Linked DNA regions of Homo sapiens: region 2 is linked to region 1. The links are chromatin contacts, found by Hi-C or POLR2A ChIA-PET in ENCODE. All regions are on one chromosome and are shown on one strand. The core of a region is the stretch at or near the end of the contact, and the rest is flanking DNA. Distances in the headings are between cores, read along the strand shown.

Region 1 (6,052 bases), core at 3,235-5,734:
TGGAGAATACCCAGCAGGAAGAGACGTAAGAGCAATTAAAAACTCTTGATGTAACAAATGTCTTTATTTGCTGCAAAAGCTACATTCACTTTTTATGTTATATCCTTTAAAATAAAAAATTAATTTGTTGGGATTTTAGATGATTTGCATTTTACATTTTCAATTAGATGAGTTGGGCTGGTATAAAACATAAGCCTCAAAATGTTCAAAGGCACAAGTGCAACATAAGTTTATTTTTCACTCACATAAATAGGATAAAGTAGTTCCTGAGTAGAGGGGGTGCCCACACAGTCATTCAGGGCCCAGCTGATGGGGGCTCTGACATCTTTAAGATGTTGCTTCCATGGTTCCCTTGGATAAGAAACTGAGATGGAAGCAGAAGTATGTGCAAACTAATAATGAAAGCCTAAGAAGCGTAAGAAACAACGTTGTCCTAGGATTGTATTCAGAAAAGATTGAACATTATGTATGTTCCTTTTATTTGATTATGCATGAATGAGATAGGAGAAAACGATGGAAGGATCCACACTGATCTGTTGACTTCACTAGCTGGGAGACCAGAGACAGAATAGGGTAGGAAAAGAGAGCTTTGGGGTTATATACATTTGCATTCATTGGTCTTCTTATGACAAGCATATATTGCTTTCTTAATTTGAAACCACCCAATGAAATGGATGATTTATAATAAATACATATTTTTCCCAAAGTTAAAAAAAAAAAAGAAGAAGAAACAATGTCATCCCCAGCCCCAGCCTCAGAGAGGGCTCCTGGAGCAATCTTGACCAACAGGTCAGATGATCAAAGCCAAAGGGTGGCCTAGTGGTGGGACTATTTCTCCCCCTCCTCCACAAGCTTCTCTTGTTCAGTTTTGCTTTTAAAGAATTCCCTGCTGATTCCTAAGACTCAGACTAAGACTGTTAAGGAATTTTATTTTTTTCTGCAGGTTTCAGCAGTAGTGACTTTTCAGACCTGAGTAATGGAGAAGAGCTTCAGGAAACCTGCAGCTCATCCCTAAGAAGAGGGTCAGGTAAAGAAGATTAGGATGCCAAGACTTGGCCTGCAGAATGTCAGGAATGTGAATTAAAAGCTGCTGTTTCCAGACGCTTTTTATTCTGAGCACCTTCACTACCTTGTATCCAGTTCATCTGGGAACTCCTTTTTGCATTTTAGAAAATGGAAAGAGGCAGGAAATTATGATAAACTCATGTTTAACAGAAAGAGTTTCACTGACTAAATGTATGTAATTATATTTTGTTGTTGTAGAAGAAATAAATAGCAAATTTGTGGTATTCTTTTTTTTAAACCTGCTCTCATTCCTATTAACACTAAGATCTTAGATTTTTATAGTGATAAATGGGTTGACATCATTGTCATTTGTAATTGTAAAGCCTCAAAAGACAACTGTTCCTACTATGTAATTATAGACAGAAATAAAAACTTCAGATCAAACACTCTCAAACGTTAGTATAGTTTTTGGTAGATGTCCTTCATCATGTAATTGGATTATATTGTGTTATTTCAATGTCTTTTGGCAAATAATATCTTATTTTGTCATCACAAAATTTTTAAGACATAGGCAGGCTAACTATACCCATTTTGGGGTGAGGAAATAGATGTACAGAAGTATTAGGGCCAAAAAACTAAAGAAACAATAGAAACTAGCAACCCAGGTGTCTCACGGTGGGTGACTGTTGTATGTAACAGACAGGAGGATAAGAGCTGTGTCATTTAAGTCAAAGTCCAAAGAAGATGCGCAAGGAACTCAGAATATTCACAGGAGACTATACCAGTGCCTGATGCAAGAAAGCTTATTTAACAACCACTGTGTGTGTGTGTGTGTGTACACATGCATATATTTGTTACATATAACATGTATACATACATAAACACACACATATGTGTGTGTATATATGTATATTGGTTAATACATATAATCTTTAGGGGGAGGGAAAAATAAAAATCGCAAACAGACAGAGATAATAGGAATGGAACCAGCTATATAATATACAAAATACCTAGAAAGACAGAAGCAAAATAGATAAACATAGAAATAAAGGAGAACAGAACATCATTGATGGAAACAGAAAAAGCAACACAGGAGACAAGATAAATCAAAGGGAGATGAGCTCACCGAATCAAAGAGACAGAGACAAAAATGTATAGCAGCAGGGCAATGGGCAGAAAAATGAGAAGTGAGAAGGAGAACGAAGTGTGGCCAGATAGAGTAGGGCTATGAGGTGTACTCATTGATATAGGTGTATTTTTTTGTCAGTCCGTTTAAGCTCTGAAAATAGTTCAGCATGACCACATTGAGACAGGTTCCCTGGTTTCCTCGTCACTGTCTATAGTCTATTATTTCCTTGTTTGTCTTCATTGTCCTGTGAATTTAGAGCTCCTCCAATGAATACACAAAGAGAGTCAGAAGAGATGCAGCCCATTAGCTTGTGATGGAGAAGCCGATTATGATGTTCAGTTCATTATTAATTATCTTTTTTTTCCTACTTGCATGGAGGAAAAGTTCTTTTTTCTTTTCCTTACCTCTCCCCCAAAACATATGCACACACACATACACACCACACACACAAAGACTTGTGCACAGACTCGGGCTGCTTGCGACAGGTTTGAGGGAGCGAAAAGAAAAAGAAGAGCTGGGCTCCTGAATGGAGGGAGGAGACACTGAGTGGATAAAGTAAGGAGAAAGAATGGAGAAAGGTAGGCTAGAGTCACCAAATGAAAAGATATAAGAGTCAGCTTCAAGTTTTTCTAAGTGGACAAGGAATTCAAATATTCCAGGTAGGGGAATTTTGTGGGGGAGGGAGGGATAATTTTCAACACACTTCTCAGAAATTGTACCAGAAACGTGAAAATAAAGTTGCTGATTGATTGACAGCCTTGCAAGGTAGAAAGCTCATAAAGAACAGACAAAGGTAATAGAGATGGCTATGTGGTCAGTGTCCTAACAGCAGGCATTTGGTGATGAAAGTAATAACCTGTGAGATAAAGATGAATATAGATGAAGAAAATGTGGATAAAGACAAAGATTGAAATTGCAAAAAGAGTCAAGATCAAGATAAGGGCCAGGCGCAGTGACTCATGCCTGTAATCCCAGCACTTTGGGAGGCCGAGGTGGGCGGATCACGAGGTCAGGAGATCAAGACCATCCTGGCTAAAACGGTGAAACCCCATCTCTACTAAAAACAAAAAAAATTAGCCAGGCATGGTGGCAGGCAGCTGTAGCTCCAGCTACTCAGGAGGCTGAGGCAGGAGAATGGCGTGAACCTTGGAGGCAGGTCTTGCAGTGAACCAAGATCGCACCACTGCACTCCAGCCTGGGCGATCGAGCAAGACTCCGTCTCAAAAAAAAAAAAAAAAAAAAAAAAAGTCAAGACAAGATTCAGAGAAACAAGCTAGAAGAGAGAATAGAAGGAGGAAGTGATAGTAGAAAGAAGTTCACCTCAATAATAAAACTAGATCTAAAGATATAAACAGAAAAACAGGTGGAATGAGATACATTCAAAGGGTGATGAGTGGTGTAAAAAATTAGGTACAACAAGAAGTATGTAGAGAAAGAATTAAAAGATGAGAGAAAAATGGAGGCAAGAAGGGGGAAGTGTAAATGGGAGAGAAGAGAATGATGGAGAAATTGTAGGATCTGAAATGACCATGAGATAAAAGCAACTTTAGCACAAGGCATGATTCACAATAGCAGTAAGTTTTCAGAATAAGGTGTCCCCTGGCCCCTCTGACTCACCCAGATTAAAAAAGGCCTCACCCAGGCATTTCATCCACTCCTGTGATTTCAGTCACCACCCACAACCTCATGATTCCTACATGTGTATCTCCAGCCAGCCCTGTCTTCTAAACTCATTCATCCAAGTGTCAGAAGGCTCCTGTTGGAGATTCTGAAGGCCTTAGACTTCACCACTTGGATGTTACTCAAGACCTTCAAACTTAACACCTCCAAAACTGAGCACATCATCTTTTTCCCTAAAACCAGCCTTTGCTCCTCCAGTGTTCTTCATCACTGAAACAAACTATTAATTGACCCTTTATTTCAAGATGAAATTCTCAGGGTTATTTATGAACAGAAGGGAAAAATACAGTGAGGAACCACAAAAGAAAAAGAGATTTCAGATGTAGAGCCCATCCCTTAATTTAGCTGTGGGGAGTGGGCAGTCACTAATGTTGGGGGGAAGGAGAATCTTTGAAGGGGAGTGGGCACAAATAAAAATGTTTACAAATCACAATTTAGGATCACAGCCACAAGAACCTGAAAATAAGAAGTGCTCCTGTGTCATGTGTTTTCCAAAAGGTGTGCCAAGAAGCCAAGAAGCAAGGACTGAAAGTAGTCAAGCATCTGACATGATGGGTAAGGCTACCCTAGGGTCTTGGGATGGAAGTGGCTCAGTGGATATCACAGACACTGGGTAGGGATGTGGGAAGTGATCAGAGTTGAAGCAAAGCATGAAACAGCCTCTGGATCACCAACAGGAAGTGGGCCCACAGGCCCCAAGCTTCAGAATTTCAAAAGTCTGAAATCATAGTCCCGGTTTCCTGCTGCACTTGACTGTGAGCAGACTGTGACAAAGAACAGGTTTGGTGCCGCCAGAATCCTGTTCTCTACATTTGCTTAACCCGACCCTTTTGGGAACTGCAGGGAGGCAAGAGATCATTATAAAGCCATATTTAACAGAATGGGCTCTCTTGGTTAGGTGGTAAAAAAATACACTGGTAAACATAGTAGTATCTCACTATATTAGCATATCAATAGTAAAGTGTTGAATTTATAAAGCGAGTTCCATCCTTGTTCTTGAAAAAAAAAAAAAGAAAACATGTTCTTCCACTCACAGGTAATAGTGTCATTTTGTCACAACTTTGGAAAGGCCTAAAAAGACAAATAGTCCTGCTACCTGTCAGGAAAGAAAAATCAGATACCTACTCTTATGCTAAAAATACATTGTTTTGAAAGATATCCTCTGGACTGTTATTGATTTATATAGTGATTTCCTATTAACTCTTGCAAGTAAGATATTTAATATTCATAAAAATTTTAAAGCTGAACAGGATAACCGTTGCTGTCCCTGTTTCATAAATGAGGAAATTGGTGCATAAAAGTAATGAAGAGCTGTTTCAAAGTCTCAGAGAACTAGACGAAGACCTTAGACATCAATTCAGTGTCTGTTTCCTTTGGAAGGAAGACAGATAAATTATACTCAGAATATTGTTATAAACGCAAGCCTTCCATGCAGTGTGAATTGTCATAAGATTTATAAATTTTACTTATAAATTACAGTTCTCTGACCACTACCTGTCACTTTCTAGATACCATGGATGTTGAAAACAATTCTACTTTGGAAAAACACAGTGGGAAAAGAAGTAAGAACAAATAAGAATTTACTTAATTTTTATGTTACAAATGAACTATTTTTTAATGCTAAGGTTTATTATCATCATTTTCTTTTTTCAACTTTTATTATAGATTAAAGGGTGCATTTGCAGGTTTGTTACATGGGTAAATTGTGTGATGCTGAGGCTTGGTGTCCCAAAAATCCCATCACCCAGGCAGTAAGCATAGTACCCAACAGATGGTTCTTCAGCCCATGCCACCCTCTCCCCCTGCCCCATCTAGTGGTCCCCAGTGTCTCTTGTTCTCATCTTCACATTTATGTGTATTCGATGTTTAGCTTCCACTTGTAAGTAAGAACATGCAGTATTTGGTTTTCTGTTCTTGCATTAAGTTGCTTAGGATAATGGCCTCCGCTCCATCCATGTTGCTGCGAAGGGTGTGATTTCATTCTTTTTATGGCTGCATAGTATTTCATGGTGTATATGTGTGCCACATTTTCTTTATCCAATTCACTGTTGATGGGCAACTAGATTGGTTCCGTGTCTTTGCTTTTGTGAATAGCACTATAAGGAACATATGAGTGCGTGTATCTTTTTGATAGAACAAGTTATTTTCCTTTGGGTATATACCTAAAGGTAGTGGGATTGCTGGGTAGAATGGCATTTCTGTCTTTAAGTCTTTGAGGAATTGCCACACTGTCTTCCA
Region 2 (6,811 bases), core at 3,581-6,080, 330 kb after region 1:
CTGCTGTTTCACACCAGAGTTGTGTGCCAGCCCCGGGTATGGTGTGCATCTGTTTGTCCCAACATTGGTGGTGGTCTGTTCTATTAAGTTGGTGGGCAGGCATGTTCCTGGCATGACTGTTGGTGTGAATCAGCTTGCTCTACTCCTCCTGGCTTTATAGCTTGCCTCAGTCTGATTCACGTCTCTGCGGTTTAACACTTCCCCCAAGTTCAAGCTTGTTTAGACAAAGTGTGAGTCAGTGCCTGTGTTGCACGCCAGCGTTCTGTTTCCCTCTTTCTATTTCTAACCATCTGTGTTACTTCTTCAGATTTTGGGATACAGAACTTTTGGCATCTAATTTTGTGTTGTATCAATTCAGAGTTGTATGTAAAAACATGTAGTGAGCAGTGTGAAATTGTGGTGATCTTAGAGCAGCTTTCAGGTGCCTTTGTGTGTTTTTAAAGCCCATATTTCCTTTTCCATAGAAACCAAGGATTATTAAAATCAATACATTAGTTAACTCTGCTGACATTTTTCACTTCAGAGTAATCAGAGGCATGATATGAATGTTGTTAAATGGCATGTCAAGAAAGACTTTTGAGATACAATTTACAGTTTAGAGCTCTCACCTGTGCTGGCCAGAGCAGACACTTCCAGCCAGGAAGTAGCATGGAGAATGCAACTGGTGGGCCCACCGGAAGCCCCGCCCACCTCCTTTGTTGTGAAAAATATACGTACAACTAGAGGGAATATGTAACATACCGGTTCCTACCCTAAACCCAGCTTCAACAGTTACGAATGTTCTGTCATTCTTGTTCCTCTAGTCCTTGCCCCCTTTTTCCTCTGACACATGACATCACTCAGTATGCATCCCTAGTACGCATTACAAAACACAGTATAACACAGTTACGTTACCATTTGCAAACCTAATGTCTAATGCCCAATCTACAGATTTCCTCAATTTTCACAAAAATGGCATTTTACAGTTCGTTTATTTAATATTACTTCCAGGCTGGACATGGTGGCTCACGCCTGTAATACCAGCATTTGGGAGGCCAAGGCGGGTGGATCACTTGAGTCCAGGAGTTTGAGACCAGCCTGGGCAATATGGTGAAACCCCGCCTCTACTAAAAATACAAAAATTAGCCGGGTGTGGTGGCACACACCTGTAATCCCAGCTATTCGGGAGGCTGAGGCACAAGAATAGCTTGAACCCAGGAGATGGAGGTTGCAGTGAGCCGAGATTGCGCCACTGCACTTTAGCCTGGGTGACAGAGCAAGACTTGATTTCCAAAAAAAAAAAAAAGTTCCAAACAAGGCCCACAAACTGAATTTGGTTAATACTCTGAGCTCTCTTTTAATCTATAATAGTTAATATTATGCCATCTCTTTGTTGAAGCCTGGATTGTTTGTTTTGTAGAAAAATCATATATTTTAGACTTGGCATTCCTGTTGCTTCTGTAACATGTTCCACTATCTGCTAGTGATTTAACTGGTAGATAGTTAGATCTGGCTTTTTTTTATTAGATTCGGATTCACTTTGAGGGGGGCAAAAGTTCATGGATGGTGCTGTGTGCTTCATATTGGGTGGCACTGGTTATCCCATTTCTGGTGATGTTCGGATTGACCGGTGGATGCAGGTGTCCTCAGTCTGTAATCTGTCCATTACAAAATTCTCATTGACCTTTCACCTCCTGGTTTTAGTTTCCATTGAGAATCATTGCCTAGATTCAGAATGGCAGTTTCCTGATTCTGTTATTTCTTCTTCATATAATTAAATTGTTTCTATAAAGAAGAACCCTTCTTCCTTGATGACTTAGTTATCCCAAAATAGTCTCATTTTTTAGTATAATCAGGTATTTTTTTTTTAGTATAATCAGTTGATGACCTGGCCACTTCCTTAGATAAGTATTGAGTTGTTTTAAGGATCATTATAAACTCACGTTTTTGTCTTTTTAAAAATTATATTTGATATGTCTCAATCCATTCCAGTCATTACTTTCTTGTGTCCAAGTTGCCCCATCTTTGGCCCTTGGGAACTCCTTCAAGTTGCCTTCTGTGTTGTTTTGGCAAGACCCCATCAGTCTGTGATTGCTTCCTTGCTTTCTGGCGTAGGATGACCATCTTGCTCATTTTGTACGAGTCCTGCCAGACCTGGAAACAGCTGTTTCTTGAAGGAGCGCTGTGAACTGCATTTTAAGATTTTTGTACTTTTGTTAATTAATTTAGACTGCTTCCATACAGTGTGATTATCTTCTTAGGCTGTGAGTACTTCTGTTAGATATTTATTTGCGGGGCCATGCTGCTAATACTAGCATGCATTTGAAGTCGTATTGCTAGTGTTAGACTACATTTGGAGGCGATTTTTTTTTTACTGGCAATTTACATGTTAGTATGCTGTTCACTCTAGTGCTCACAGGTTATACAGCATAACTGTTTGCCTTGTATTTACTGGTTTATGGTTTAATCGTTTAGACAAGCTTGACAAGCCTCCATCAAAACCTGTTCAACTTGTACCAAACTGTCTTACCCTTGTCTTTCCTGCCTTCTAAAGCTCAGCAAAGATGAATTGTATGATCAGCCATTTTGTGAGCAGATATTTCCATCAAGTAAGAGCCGGTCAGCATTCTAGCTGCATGCCTCCACTGATGCCAAGGAGTGTGGTTTTATCTTGTTGAGGATCTGTGATGTGTAAGAGGACACCACTACTAGATAACAAATGAGTACTACAGGATTTCAGAGGATAAAATGTGGTTTGGGTTAATAAGGCAAGGGTTGATAAAAGGAATAGGACTTAAGATGGGAGTTCCTAGTAGTTTAGAATTTACACAGGCAGAAAAGAGAGAAGGCATCCTAATGGCATATGACTGGGAACAAAGGTACAGGGGCAGGAATGAACATAACATGATTGGCAGCAATAAGGAGAGAATTTGAAAGTTGTGTGGCAGGTTGGGAGGTGACATTGTGCTAGAACAGGAGATCTAATAAGAGGAAGACTGGATAGTTAAGTCCAGAAGTTTGTCTTTATTTGATTAGCTAGAAGAAATCATTTTAAGCTCCCAAGCTGGAAATGCTGTTGATACACTTGTGTGTTGGGTAGATTTATTATGACAGAGCTTGAACAAAGGTGCTGGCTAGGAATCATTTCCAATTGTCCAGGTATGAATTAATGTAGCAGTGGGAATGAATAAAAGGAAATGAAACTAAGATAATCAGAAAAATATTTTTAAAAGCCTTTGAAGGCTTTTGAAGCCTGACATTGAAGTTGGGAAGATTTGGAGTAAAGAAGGAAAGGTTTAGAACTGGGCTGTCCAATATAGTAGCTACTAACCACATGTAATTAATTGAAATTAAATAATATTTATGATTCAACCCCACAGTCACACTAGACAAATTTCAGGTGCTCAGTAGCTATATGTGGCCAATCTCACCATAATGAACAGCACAGATACAGAACATGGAAATTTCTGTTAGACCTGGTTTAGAACTGGGTAACTGAAACAAAATAATGATGCCAAATTATAGAAATGAGGAAGCAGGGGGGTGGGGGTGATTTTATGGAGGGGGATGAGATTTGATTTGAGACACGTTGAGTTTATGGTAGCCCTTTAACGGAAGTTGTCCAGAGGCAACAGAAAATGCCTAACTAATTCAGGAGTAGACATGGAGGTGGGGTTAGTAGTCATGGTGGGAGCCATGAGATTGTATGGGCTTTCATTAGCAGGCTGTAGGCAACAGGTGAAGACCTCAGCCAGGCAAGAAATGGGAACAGTCAGAGAGATAGAAAGGAGAACATGAAAGGTTTTATTTTGGTTTTTTACAGCACTGTCAGGACACTTGAGTAGAAGACTCTATTTAGCCAAGAGGGAATCTTTGCTGGCCCGTTATTTCACTAGTGTGTTGGGAAATGGAATATGACTAGAGGAGAATGTGAGGTGGAAAGAAAGCCAGTGCATGCAGCTTGAGAGGAAGTAGAAGAGAGCGATGTGTTTGAGGGGGCGGAAGAGTCCAGTCAGAGGGCTTGTGCACATCTGAAGGGGAAATGCCTCTTGCTTGGCTGAGAGGTGTCTCTCTAATGGCGGGGAAGGAAGAAGCCAGAGACATGGAGATGAGCATAGGGAAGGCTGTGTGCAGAGAGCTGATGAGGGGGGTCTGCCTGCTCTGTGGCCCCTGGGCTCTCTGATGGGGACACTTTGTGAAGTCCTCAGGAGGAGGCTTATCAGCTTGGTAGTGTTTACATGTGGCTGAGAGTCTCCAAGTACTATCTTGAGTATTGAATTGAAACAACAAGGTATAAATTCTATATGTTTGTAGACCTATTTAGATATTCTGAATTTGGGGAAATATTTTGTTTTCTGTTTTTTGATTTAGCTTTTGGTTTTTCTGAGTGTCAAGAGCACCATCTGTAAAAGCTAACCCCTGTATGGAGTGGTATGACCCGAAATACTTCTCTTGAAATCTTTCAGCTTAAATAATGAACCTTTAGTCACACAGTCACTCGTATGGCTATTTTTCTTTGGTTTAAGGCGGTCATCACCAACCAGTGTGTGTTTGCACTCTGGAGTCAGTTTACCTGAGCACATGCTCTGCTCCGACTGAAATACCTTCTGTAATCTGCGATGGTCATTTAGTTAGGATACATGTCTGAAAACTGTCTTTGGCCTGAAAGTTTGAACTGTTCAGTGTTGGAGTTTTGAAAAAGCAATCATGTTTGGTTTGTTTGTTTGGTTTTTTGTTTTTGCAGGTATGAATCTCCAGAAATAGCTCTAAATTGTGGAATAATGTTAAGAGAATGCATCAGACATGAACCACTTGCAAAAATCATTTTGTGGTCGGAACAGTTTTATGATTTCTTCAGATATGTCGAAATGTCAACATTTGACATAGCTTCAGATGCATTTGCCACATTCAAGGTAACAAAAACTGTAGAATTCTAAATATCCTTGAAAGTCAGAGGTGTGCTGTTTTTCTAAACCTTCATTGCCCTCCTAAATCTACACGTGGCTGCCCTCTAGTGGGAAGAGAAAGATACATTTTGTATATGTTTGTGTGATAGAGGTATATGCAGTAAAGTCACAGCTTTAAAAGGGTGGAAAAGTTAGATTCTAAAGTCTATCTAAAAGACAAAAGTCCTGTGTGGTCAAAATTCTACTTTGCTGTTAAATTATAATTAAGTATGGTATACTGTACAGCATATGTAACAACCAGGTTTTCTCCTGTGTTTGAAACATTGTGTAGCAGTTTCTTTGGTTAAGCACCAGATGAAGTAGTTGGCTTCTGTTCAGGTTTATGTTAATTTGGAATATACACTTCATGAAATATTAGGACCACATTCAGGACAGAGATACTCACATTGTGGACAGGCCCGAGGAAACAGTGGATTCACCTCTCCCATCTCTGCTCACACTGGATCATGTCGATTAAATGTAGAGCGTGGACAGAATCACCCACACTATTCAAATCATAATGTATCTTCCCCGCTCCCCCATCTACCTTTCCTCCCTTGGTGTATATTTGTATAAATTAAATACATACATGATGTGACAGCACTGTACAACGTGCAGATTCTTGTTTTGAGTTACAAGGTTCTATGCTGTTTACAATCTATGAATAAAGCAGGAGTCTTTTACAATGAGAGCAAGCGTTTGTAGGTTACATTCCCTTATATAAATTGCCTAACCTTATGAATAAATATTTAGAACTGTTTTAATATAAACCAATACTTGCCAGGCGCAGTGGCTCGTGCCTGTAATCCCAGCACTTTAAGAGGCTGAGGCGGGCGGATGACCTGAGGTCGGGAGTTCGAGACCAGCCTCACCAACATGGAGAAACCCCGTCTCTACTAAAAATATAAAATCAGCCGGGCGTAGTGGCGCATGCCTGTAATCACAGCTACTCGGGAGGCTGAGGCAGGAGAATCGCTTGAACCCAGGAGACGGAGGTTGTGGTAACCCGAGAATCACACCATTGCACTCCAGCCTGGGCAACAAAAGCGAAACTCCATCTCAAAAAAAAAAAAAATGTATACACGCACACACACACACAGCCCAAAGAAAATACATATATACACACCAGTATTTAGCATACTGATATGCAGACGACCATGCTCAGAAACCATGAACACTATCACAGTGAGAAGTGGCCACCTTTCTTCTGAGGGTTCATTTTCATGATTATGAAAAGCCCCTGAAATAATGAGCACACACTTTGGTCTCTGGGTGAAATATGTCCCACCTCAGAGTGAATGAATGCCCTAAAGATAGGATGAAACCTGGGGACCTGATCATTAGGGTTTTACCTTGAATGAGAATCAGGTCATAAGGCCCCCAGGGATTTATTGAATGAGAATCAGGTCATAGTATGAGAGCTCCCCAGGAATTTATTTCCCAAAACTCTTAAAGAGGGAGTTGAAAGCCTCAGGTGAGGACCCAGATATTTGTATGTAGGTGTACAAAGCAAAACAAAATGAATTTGAGATTATAACATAGAGTGATCAATATGATGTCTTAGGTGTCACCACAGTTGGTGGGCTAGGACTCATGCTTATAATGCATCGGTGGAAGGGTATGTCCCATTCAGAAGTAGCAGACCTGCCATGAAGGGCGGTGTAGCAGCACCATGTGTCAAAGAGAGATTCCCCTGTGTGGAAGGACAGCCAGGAGCCTGAGGGTGGCAGTACTCTGGCCACATGAGGGTGAAGGAAGAGGATTGAGCAGCAGTGGTGTGGGAGAATGCAGCAAGACCCCTGACCCCGTCAGGATGTGGTTGACATGCTTCTGGCACAGATGGCAAAGGTGGCTCAGAGGTGAGAGAGATGTACTGACTATGTGCT

The links. Hi-C counts contacts between places; a loop is a spot of excess contacts on that map. ChIA-PET counts read pairs that join two places held with the same protein, here RNA polymerase II (POLR2A). Pooled maps may share reads with other maps.
Region 2: a map of naive thymus-derived CD4-positive, alpha-beta T cell shows a loop between it and region 1 (2.4-fold over the local background). The contact joins two enhancer-like sites. A Hi-C loop is called at or near these places in 1 of 168 maps with a recorded cell type or tissue (naive thymus-derived CD4-positive, alpha-beta T cell), 8 of 37 single-sample maps with no recorded cell type and 11 of 50 pooled maps. POLR2A ChIA-PET finds 5 or more read pairs at or near these places in 3 of 52 experiments (GM12878, PC-9 and activated naive CD4-positive, alpha-beta T cell).

The regions. Positions count from the first base shown.
Region 1 is chr2:230,469,072-230,475,123 of GRCh38, forward strand. It overlaps SP100 (SP100 nuclear antigen), which reads left to right. Exons shown (of 29, transcript NM_001080391.2): 14 at 1-25; 15 at 944-1,027; 16 at 4,253-4,369; 17 at 5,323-5,376. All of the region lies in intron 3 of LOC101928816 (a long non-coding RNA gene), which reads right to left. Among named protein-coding and RNA genes, the nearest start is that of SP100, 56 kb to the left of the region's middle. Within about 2 kb of position 4,485, at least 7 of the 41 ENCODE cell types and tissues checked have a DNase peak (open chromatin) inside an H3K27ac peak, as active enhancers do.
Region 2 is chr2:230,794,006-230,800,816 of GRCh38, forward strand. CAB39 (calcium binding protein 39) reads left to right here. Exons shown (of 9, transcript NM_016289.4): 5 at 4,724-4,892. Among named protein-coding and RNA genes, the nearest start is that of ITM2C, 68 kb to the right of the region's middle. RefSeq lists an enhancer at 1-470. Within about 2 kb of position 4,831, at least 7 of the 41 ENCODE cell types and tissues checked have a DNase peak (open chromatin) inside an H3K27ac peak, as active enhancers do.